2 separate regions of the Mus musculus genome follow, and region 1 is linked to region 2. The links are chromatin loops, found by intact Hi-C in ENCODE. Cell type or tissue: left cerebral cortex. All regions are shown on one strand. Links, peaks and the distances in the headings refer to the core of each region. The heading gives the core; the rest is flanking DNA.

What was found. Hi-C counts contacts between places; a loop is a spot of excess contacts. Peaks named below come from ENCODE experiments on the same cell type or tissue, not always from the same donor. Only the 100,000 strongest peaks of a DNase experiment are listed, where the experiment ranks them.
Region 1: a loop joins it to region 2, with 12 times the contacts of the local background. A loop is called at or near these places in 4 of 42 quality-filtered maps.

What each region holds. Positions count from the first base shown.
Region 1 is chr9:14,087,191-14,092,569 of GRCm38, reverse strand. 1700019J19Rik (RIKEN cDNA 1700019J19 gene) reads right to left here and starts at 2,493. Exons shown (of 4, transcript NR_166640.1): 1 at 2,109-2,493. In left cerebral cortex, for the core only: no CTCF peak of the experiment used is centred there; DNase peaks (open chromatin) are centred at 1,901, 2,433, 2,789, 4,374 and 1 more place; H3K27ac peaks cover 2,342 bases.
Region 2 is chr9:13,895,885-13,901,263 of GRCm38, reverse strand. No RefSeq gene overlaps it. Among named protein-coding and RNA genes, the nearest start is that of Fam76b, 71 kb to the right of the region's middle. In left cerebral cortex, for the core only: no CTCF peak of the experiment used is centred there; DNase peaks (open chromatin) are centred at 2,630 and 5,091; H3K27ac peaks cover 2,810 bases.

The DNA.
Region 1 (5,379 bases), core at 305-5,304, 190 kb before region 2:
GAAGAAAGTAGGGATCTGTGGTATAAATCTGAAATTTCCCACAGGCTCATGCCTTTAACACTCACTCCCAGCTGGTGGTGCTATTTCAGAGAATACAGAGCCTTTAGGAGGTGTGGGCTAGCTGGAAAAGGTAAGCTAGAGCCCAGCTTTGGGTTTTGGTACTCTTTGCTTTCTTGTTTACTACCATGTGAATGGATTCCGCCATGTGCCCCTTCTTACAGAGTCCCTGCATCATGTCTCCCCATCTACAGTGGGCAGAATCCATGAGCCAAAGCCCTCCCTCCTAAGTTGTTTCTGTCACATCCCCTAAGTCGCATGGACACAAACGTCATCCATACACAGAACACTAGCTGATCTACCTGAGCGTTCAGCACCAGAAGCCTGTCTTGTTAGTCTAAAATACCCAGTTCTGTTGTATACTAGACGGTGGCCATTGCTTTGAGTTCCAAGTTTCCTAATGTAAGAAATGTAAACTAAAATATTGCCCGAATGGCCAGTGTGTCTTGATAGGCAAGTTAGTGTATGATGGCAGAAGCTTTGTGGACACACACAGCAAACTTCTTTCCTAGTCTACATCTAGTTGCCAGCAGACACTTCCCAATCCCCAGGAATCCAAATAAGGTTCTGCAACTCTCTGATCCAGGGTAAGTGGGTTCAACTGATTTTATTTTTTCTGTATAGTGCCCCTTTCTCATCTGCTAGGTGGTTGCACAGGACTCAGGACTGAAGTACAGTCATCACGGAAGCCACAGCCAGGAGGAAATGAGCCTTGGTCCATGAGGAATACACTACTCCTCCTCCTCTCCTGACAACCGTGTTGGATTACAGTCTGGACTATTGGAATTGTAGCATGATTTGTACAAACAATCCCCTCTGACGTGTTTGTTCTCTGGAGTCCCCTGGCCTGGTAATTCCTGAGTCAATTTCAGTTATCGCCATGGTGGCGGTTATTATGGACTCCTTAGAAATGACAAGTGTTGGATAGAACATTCTGTTTTCTCTCTAAGTAGAACATACTTCTAGAATCTCTGAATCCTCTGGAAATAGAAATGAATCATTTGTTCACACATTTACTCCACATACAAACATTCAATGGGCACATGCTCTGTATACAATCTTGTCAGTTGAAGAGAGATAGAGAGATAATAATAGCTCTTGGGACCTCAGGCTTCTCAGAGAGGCTGGCCTACGACTAGCAGAAGGTAGAATGAAAGTGTGCCTGAACTCTCTCCCTCTCCGTCTCTCCCTTTCACTTCCTCTGTCTCTCCCTCTCTTGCTCTCTTTCTCTCTGACATCAAAGCTGTGGCTTCTGACAGAATCTTTAAGAGGCCATTCAAACTGCTTCCACTGTACTCAGGGTAGATCTGTGGAGAAGTTTGCTGGGCTCTGGGACAAACTCCCCTCGACTTTCTCTGCTCAAGGAAAAACAGGAGGGCTCACAGGAGCTCACTGCCATGAAAAGCAAATGTGTTAAGAGGTTGTTGCCCTGTGGCCTCTAGGAGCCTTCCATCCCCTTTGTCCTCACTGCTTCTCCATGACTGTGCCTTGTCCATTCCTTCTGGAACACATTGTTACGTCCTCTTTTCCAATGGCAGGGGCTGTGCTGAGGTAGAGCTGGTTCCCTTCTACCTTGCTCCTTCCCCACCTGGAACTCAGCTCTCCTCTTTGTAGGGAATTTCGAGCACTGAATAGGCAGCAGCCCCCTCCATCCTCACAGAGAGCACCAACAGACCTGGGGTCTCACCATGGTCATCCAGAACCCATGTAAACCTTCATGAACCTTTTCAGCAGGGCTTCTAGACAGCTGGACTTGACCCAGGAGGGAAACAATCTCTAGGCATCTTTGGTAACAGCCATCACTTTCCACCCCCACAAATTTATTTTTAAATCACTCTGAGATATGCATGATGATAAGCAATGTGTGGGTGGAATGATTGCTGTTAGTCAGGTGCCTCTTCTTTCAGGAAGTGCTCTGTAAATATCTTGGGGCTGAAGTAGACCCTCCCGCTGCTGAGCCCCTCTCACCATCCATCCAAGAGAAGCTTTCTCCTTTAGGGTCTCTTTCTCCTGCATGTATAACCTGGAACTATGCGCCAGTGTGAGTTTACCTTCTCCATCTCTCCACTCCGGAGTAGGCGACTCCAGATAGGACTGTGGAGTCCTCCATGATGACAAGAGACCTGTCCTGGAAGACCTTCTGGGAAACCCAGCGGAAGAGCCGTGGACTTGTTTGTGGATAACTGGTTGGCTCAGAGGATTCCAAATCCCAACCATGAATTTTTCCTTCTGAACCTATCATTAGGTCTGATTTTGTGCCAAACCAGTTCTGAAGCAAGACAGTGTAAGCAAGCCTGTTCATTCACTGTTATTTTTAGGGCAGATCTGTTTCTCATTGACTGGGGCCCACTGGGCCCCTCCCTTGCTTTGTCACACTCAGGACAGTCAGCTTGGCAGCACACCAAAGACCATGCTTGCCCAGAGGTGCCCTCGCCTGCCTCTCCTGACTGGCGGGTACCGGCCTGAGCTAAAGCTGCCTTTGTTTTGTCACAGTGGGTTATTTTTTCTTGGGCTTGGATGGCTCAGCAAAAGTTATTGGACGCTCTGCAGGGTACAAGCGCCGAGCAGCACAGTTTATATTGGAACTGGTGTACACTGTTCTAGTATTCGTGGGCAGGGGGAAGGGTCACACACAAGTCAGTGCTGTCTGATTCTTAAGCTAGGAGCCCTTCCGCAGTAACAGTAGTGCTGATAGGAACAGATGAGCAGGGGGAGCAGATGAGCGGGGGAACCAATAAAGCATAGAACAGACACTTGCTTGTCTTCAGCAGTAGCCACCCTCAGGCATCATGGGGGTGGGGGACGAGAGACAACAAAAAGAAAGTGATATTTAAATCAGGTCAAACACAGCTACCACCTCTTCCTCCCCTCCCTCCTTGCTCCCCCAGCCTGGAATCCTCTGTCTGCTCTCATCTTCTGTGACATCAGCTGTCTCCTTTGCCACAGAGAGTGTGGAATTTGAGCTTTCATGCCTGGCTTAATTTGCTCAACCTAATGAGCTCTGCTTCCGCCCCCGCTGCCACCCATTCTTTTCCTGGCTGCATAGTATTCTGCTGCATGCACGGACCGTGCTTTTCCTATCTATCTATCAGGTAATGAGAACTGAAGCCGTTTCCATCTGTTCGTGGACACTGTGACCGATAACCCAGGAGCACAGGAGTTGATTTAATGTCCTTTATATGTTTGTTCATATTGATATTATGCAATGTTTATATTAATGAAAATACCACTTGATATTCCATTAATGTGTTCAATTTTATATTTTTTTTAGCTAAAGTTAGGAGGTCAATCTAATTTAAACTTAAAAAGAAATAGTAATAAGACAGGAGAGATGTCTCCATGGTCAAGAGCACTGAATACCCTTCTCAAGGACCTGGGTTTGATTCCCATCACCCAAATAGTGGCTCATAACCATCTGTGTATAACTCCAGTTCCTAAGGATCTAACACCCACCCCAAGCATCCATGGATGCACAAACATATGTACAGACAAAACACCCATTCAAATAAAATAATATTGGTATTAATGCGTGCGCGCATACACACACACACACACACACACACACACTGCTTCAGTGCTTCTGTGGGCCTGCTTTCCCCTCAGGGTCTCCTCTTTCATCTGTGTCCTACTTTAAGTGTCTGCAGAGCTGTCTACAACTCCTGACATTCCTTTCTCAGAATTCCCAGGGACTTCCCTCCAAGACTGTGTGTCTTCCTGTCCTCCATCCTCAAGGCTGCTGAATTCCTGGGAATGATCAAATACGCATGTACCAAGAACCTCACACAGACTATGAGGTCAGTGAAGTCAGAGGAGCAACTTCATCCTAGCCCAGCCTCAAGTACTTTCTGGGGTGGGAGGGGGTGGAGGCGGGGGAAGAGGGACTGTGGGGTGGAGTGGGGATGGGGGTCACTTACTATTGTTCTCATCTGGCTCTGAGTCTGTCTTCCTATGTGCCTCCATGTGAAGCCATCTTTTAACTCCCTTCTCCTCTTGACACTATATAGAAAGGGCATCCCCCAGGCTTGTCCCTGGGACCATGTGTGCAGATACTTAGGTAACACTTTACAAATTAAAAGACCCTTTTCTAACCCTCCTTCTATAGAAGCCTCTTTCCCAACAATCCCGTGAGCTCACACTGGAGTTCAGACAGTTTCTGGTAGTGCTAGGCCTTAACTCTAGCTTGTTTCACTCCACATTCAGGTCCTTCTGTCTCTCAGGGACAGCCAGAATGTTGCAGAATGAGGACCAGGAAGAAGCAGCTGGGTCTCTGAAGCCAGTGGTGTTCTGGTAAGAAGATCTGAGGGTGTGGATGGCAGGACTGGGAGCGATGCAAATCTGGCAGGAAATGTCTTGCTTCAAATCACCTACAGGTTTTCTTTCTCAGGCTCAGCATTTGCCTGCTTTCTTTCATTTTCTCCTCCACCAACGGTTGCTTCTGACCACAGCTGCTCCTCATAGGCGAGTGCTCATTTCCTCATTCTCTGCCCAGTGTTTCTCTGTGGGCAGTGGTACTTCTGGTCCCTCAGTTTCCCTGCCTGGTCCCAGCAGGCTCACCGGCCCTCCACAGCAGGCTGAGTTCCTGTGTCTCACTCTCAGCTGGCTGAGACCACATGCTTTCTGCTAATATGAATGTGACTGAGCTTGGAGTCCCCGTTCCAGAGACACCCTCAGAAGGCCTTCATCTTCCAGACGTTTCTCGAGCGGATGTTGGGTTTAGTGGTGACCCCACTAATTGTCTCCCAACTCTTTTATGTTCTTTCCACACATGGCCTCCAGAACGCTGTGGCCTCTGGTTTTCCCTCAGTCCCATTGGCTGATCCATCTCAGGCTTGGAAACATTCTCATCTTACTGGAGTACTGCAGGCCTTGCCCTTTATTTTCCTTTCTGCTTTAAGCATACCTACTGCTGTGGTGATTGTAGCCACACGGATGCTCTAAGCATCACCAGTATACCAACATTCCCCACAATAATGTCCCTACACTGCATTCAGGCTCCTTGCCCAGCGGTGTAATCAGCATTCCCACTTTGATGTTTGATGGACACATCAACCTTAACTGTGTTCTCTAGGGACTCCTAGTCCTGCTTACGGTCCTGCTGCACTCCAGTGTTCTGTACTCCAGGTTCTCCATGCCCTGGCTGGGAGCTTTACTTTGCCTGATACTCAGAGCCACCTAGGATGCCTTTCCCTAATCCATACCCAATCCTTGGCTCGTCCTTAAACGAATCCAGAAGTGTTCAGGTTACCTGGGCCCAGGCATTAAAGTGCAAGTGTTTGTGTTGAATCTTATCTTCCTTCTCCTGTTCACCACTACCTCTCTCTT
Region 2 (5,379 bases), core at 144-5,143:
TGTGCTGACTGTAGGAGCCGAGCGTATTTGGAAAGTCTGTTGCCAGTCTATTAGTAAGAATAACAGGAATATCTACTCTTCACTCTACTCTGGGGGCCATGGCACTTTGCCTTTGTGGGTTTATTCTTAATTATGATATCCTACATTTACAGAGGTATCAATACTATACATGCAGATTTTAGATGAGTAATTCGAAGCCCAGGGAAATCAACTATTGCCCCAAATCTACAGATATAAAGTCAAGATTCAACACTAGTTCTCCCTGTCTCCGTTTCATTCGGCTCTCGACCACATGCAGTGAGCTGTCTAGATAACCAAGATTTCAGTGATTGCATTAATCATTTTGCCGCCCAAAAGATGTAACTTAGAAAATTCAGTTAGTGTGTCTGTCTATAGTGAACATATAAAACCTAAGACATAATTCAAAAATCAATGATTTTCCTTTCTTTTCTCCACAACAAAAACTGATGTGTCTATGTGGTCAAGACAGTGAGCCACACCCCCCTGAGATGCTCTAATAGGTGTGTTGCTATGTGCAGGCATAACACTGGTATGTGTTGCTATGTGCAGGCATAACACTGTGGAGCATGGTCCAGATGATTTTTTTTTTCAATTTAGAAATTGCTTTTGTTTCTCTTTTTATTTTATTTTATTTTATTTTTATTTTTTTAGATATTTTCTTTATTTACATTTCAAATGTTATCCCCTTTCCTAATTTCCCCTCCGAAAATCCCCTATCCCCTTCCCCCTCCCCCTGCTCTCCAACCCACCCACTCCCATTCCTGGTCCTGGCATTCCCCTATACTGGGGCACAGAGCCTTCACAGGACCTAGGGCCTCTCCTCCCATTGATGACTGACTAGGCCATCCTCTGCTACATATATAGCTAGAGACACAAGTTCCACCATGTGTTTTCTTTGACTGGTGGTATAGTTCCAAGGAGCTCTGAGGGTATTGGTTAGTTCATATTCATGTTCCTCCTATGGGGCTTCAGACTTCTTCAGCTCCGTGGGTATTTCTCTGGCTCCTTCATTGGGGACCTTGATATTTTGAGAACAGCTTTTTAAGATACTTTTTTAAAAAGTTTGTTTGGCAGTCTCTAGATGGCCCATCCTTTGTCTCTGTAACTCCTTCCATGGGTGTTTTGTTCCCAATTCTAAGAAGGGGCAAAGTGACCACACTTTGGTCTTCGTTCTTCTTGAGTTTCATGTGTTTTGCAAACTGTATCTTATATCTTGGGTATTCTAAGTTTCTGGGTTAATATCCACTTATCAGTGAGTACATATCATGTGAGTTCTTTTGTGATTGGGTTACCTCACTCAGAATGATGCCCTCCAGGTCCATCCATTTGCCTAGGAATTTCATAACTTCATTCTTTTTAATAGCTGAGTAGTACTCCATTGTGTAAATGTACCTAGTCGGCCATCACTGGGAAGAGAGGCCCATTGGTCTTGCAAACTTTATATGTCTCAGTACAGGGGAACGCCAGGGCCAAGAAGTGGGAGTGGATGGGTAAGGGGGTGAGGGGAGAAGGTATGGGGACCTTTCGGGATAGCATTTGAAATTTGAAATGTATATAAAGAAAATATCTAATCAAAAAAGACATAAGAAAAGTTTGTTTGGTTGTTTGGTTGTCTTACACCAGAATGTAATAAAAGTCTGATTTTACATATATGGTGCAACAAATGTACTGAATGCTTCCCTGAGGGGTGAGGCTGAGGAAGAGCACTCAGGACCTGAGACTCAGGACTCACTCAGGACTGGCATGCGATTTCCACTTTTGTGGCCTCGTTTTGATCTCTCTCATTTATCTTACAGACAGATTTTATTCAGGAAAAAGTAAGCATTGGTTTCTGCAAAGCAACACTTTGCTTTTTCTTTAAAGCCATGCAAAGCATGGAAACAGATTGTCTATGGCTTTGTTCATTAGTGGATTGTTCCAGGATTTTTTTTTTCTGATGAATTTGCTTGTGAACTTCTCTGTGCATATCCCACTCCTTGAGGAAAACCTTCCTTCATTTGATCAACAGGGTTGCTCAAGACTTCATGCCTGAGATGTACAACAGACATGTCCAGCTTGATTCTAATGCAATAGGTAGAATCTAGACACGCATACCCTGCTAGGATCATTTAGAAGCACTGCCAGATGGACCCCAGCCACCTGCTAATGAGACCATGTTCCTGCCCCAGCTCTGCTTCCTTCTGATCGGGTGACCTCTAGACAAAGCCCTTGACCTCTTGGCATTTCCTCATTTCTAAGATGAGGATAATCACAGGAGCCCAGGAACGCTCGGATGCTGCATGAGACGCTCCCAGACCAGCGCTGGTATGTCCTGTGAGTTCAACAGCTGACAGTTCCACGCTGCCATTATGCTGCCATGTGAGCATCGAGTTTTAAGATTCCTGGAATTATCTATACAGGTTAGCACTAGCCCTCTACAGCTCCACGAGAATAAGAATTCTGTGCGTGCGCGCGTGCACACACACACACACACACACACACACACACACACACACACATACACACACACTGCTTAGCAGCTGAATACAACACAGAACGTGTCTATTTTTGACCGCTATAAAGACTAGCCAGCAGGCCTGCAAATTCATGCCTCAGCAATCACTGTCAAGCCCGTTGCTTAGGAACACAGAGGTTTCCAAAATGGTCTTGTCCATCTCTCCTCTGCGCATGCACCGATCCCTACCAGGAAGTGTCTGTCGTGTTATATCAGGAGCCCACAATGAGCAGGACATACCCCCATAGGTGATCCAGTCTAGAAGGGACAACAGCAGGGGAGATGGTGATTATGATGCAGCACAGGTGTTAGACTACTGCTAGATAACATCTTTGTAATGCATTAGTGACCTTCTCTTGTCTTCTACTGAGGAACTGTTTGCTCTGGGAAGATTTTGCTGTAACTCAAAAGCAAAGCTTTGCTTTTGCAAGTGAAGATTTTGAAGCCCATGGTAAATTACAGCCATGAATGTGTTTGCTCACCTTGGAACTGAAGACAGCTTTATCAGAAGCTCTAGATACAAGAAAGTCTAGATGTTTATGATCTGTGGGGGGTTGATATTTATCTAAGGATTAAGAAGAAAGTGAAAAGAACTTGTGACTTGAGGCAGCACAGTCAGACAAGAAGATCTAGAGATAAAGATGAAGGAAGAGACTGATCATGGGCCTCTGAGTATGTTCTCAGCACAGGGGTCAGGCGCTTGTGTGGAGGCAGGCAGATTTCACCATAATCAATAATGAAATAAAAATCCACAAGCAGCTCTTCTATCCTCTCTTGCCTGAGCTGTCCAGTTAGCCTTTCAACAGCAGAGCAGCACAGTGTGGAGAAGTACCTGCAGAGATGAGTGTGCTGTTGTGCACCCAATGACCTCTTGGCACTTATATGATATGGAGGGGATCTTGACACTCCTAGGTATTTCAGAAAATGCAGATCACGAATGCTGTATGATGAATTTATTCCACCTAAATATTAGCCAGACCTCAGATGGAGGAGTCTCTGGGAGTCTGAGGCAACAGAAAGAGACAGCATGGGGTGCAGCCTGCTGAACCTGGGCATGCTCTCTGAGAGATGTCACCATGCATTATACTGTGGGAAGGCACCCTTGTTCCAAAAGCCAGATAGATGTTCAATTACATGTAAACAGAGACCACTTGGCAAGCAGTAGCAGATGATGCAAGCACAGAAGATGTAGCCAGAGCACGCAAGCACACAGAGGACAACATGCAAGCCGTTTACCTCCTCGGCATGGCCAGGACACTCCTGTGTACTCAAGCGTTTCCGAAGGCAGATCCTATCACTCTTGAGATGAGAGGGTATTTAGAATGACTAGTGATTTATCTAAAGGACAGTTACATTGATGATACGTGTGTACTGTTTTCTAGAATTGGCAGAAAGTCCAAAGTGGGACAAAATTAATGTTTAAAAAATATTGAAAAGAGCATGCGTAGTCTTTGTGCAGAGTGGCTAACCATAGGTCCTCAAGTCAAGGCTGAGAAATTAAACTGTGCAGTGGTAAGAGCACATCAAACATAGAGTATTCCCAGCTGCGGGGTCAAGGACTTCCCACAGAATTAATATTCATGAATTTTGAGGAGCAAACAGGAATCATCCAGTCACAAGGAAGTTAGGGTATATTTCAGAAAGTTTTTTAAAAGCCACCTGAGTCAAAGGCTATGGGTAAAAGAAGGTACAGACTGCTCCGGAAAAGCCATGAGCACCTCCTTCCCACCCTATATGAACATAAAAGGACCTGGCAGTGCACACCTGAGATCCCAGAGCTCGGGCGATGGAGTCAGGAGGATCCCTGGGGCCCACGGACTAGTCAGTCAGTTTAGCATAATCAGCCTAGGTTCAGAAGACACCCTGTCTTAAAACTGTGGTCGAGGGTGATTGAGGAGATACCCACAATGACCTCTGGCCTCCACACCTGCATGCACATAAGCATGCACCCATGTCTGCATGTGCACATATGTGAATACATGCATGCACACACACCAAAAGAAAAAAAAATAGAGTTTCAGAGTGGCCATTTTGAGCAGGTCGACTGCAATACGCTACCTTAGCTCTAAGTGGTTGGGGGCGGGAGACAGCCCTTCCCTGTTCTCTACAGCCTCTGCATTCTGGCAGTGCAAGCTACTCGTGAAGGCACCCCAAAGGCATCCTAGCTCGGAGGCCCCTCCTAAATTTCACACAAAAAACTTCGTGTAAATGAACAGAGAGCTTTTGAATATGGTCAGCTCCACAAGGCCATGGGAGTTAAAGACTTTGGACTTGAAGAACAGAAGGGAGCTAGCTACTGAAGGTCCCTGAGCAGGGGTTGGCATAGCAAGAGCAGTCAGTCCTGCAGCAGCTGTGGAAGGGCTGGAGTGGAGTCAAGAGACTCCAGAAGTTACCACGGTTGTCCAGGCATGAAGCAAAAGGGGAGATTCGATGGTATCCATGGCAACGGAAAAAGGAAGATATGAAAATTATTCTGAAGGCAGAAACAACAGGACTTGATTAGTGATTGGATATGGGTGTGTGGAGGAGGCAGGAGCGAGGAATGACTCAGGGGTTTTGTGCTTTGGAAGCTTGTGGGAATAAATCTGAAATAGGAACACTAATCAGAAGCGCTGCTGTGATGGGGGAAATGGAGAGTACGGCTTAAGGCATGCTGGATTTCACACAATGATGGAATACATAAGTAGAAATGTTCTCTGCACATCACAAAGGATGCGGTTCCCTCCTCTGCTTCTCTGGCGTTAAATGCATAAGAGAAGCCCTTTTGGAAGGAGGGGACCTGCAGAATAAATTTCCTGCTTCTCTTACTTGTAATAAGCTGTTGCAGAAGGCCTTCACTGTCATCATTGGCTTTGTCTTCAAGC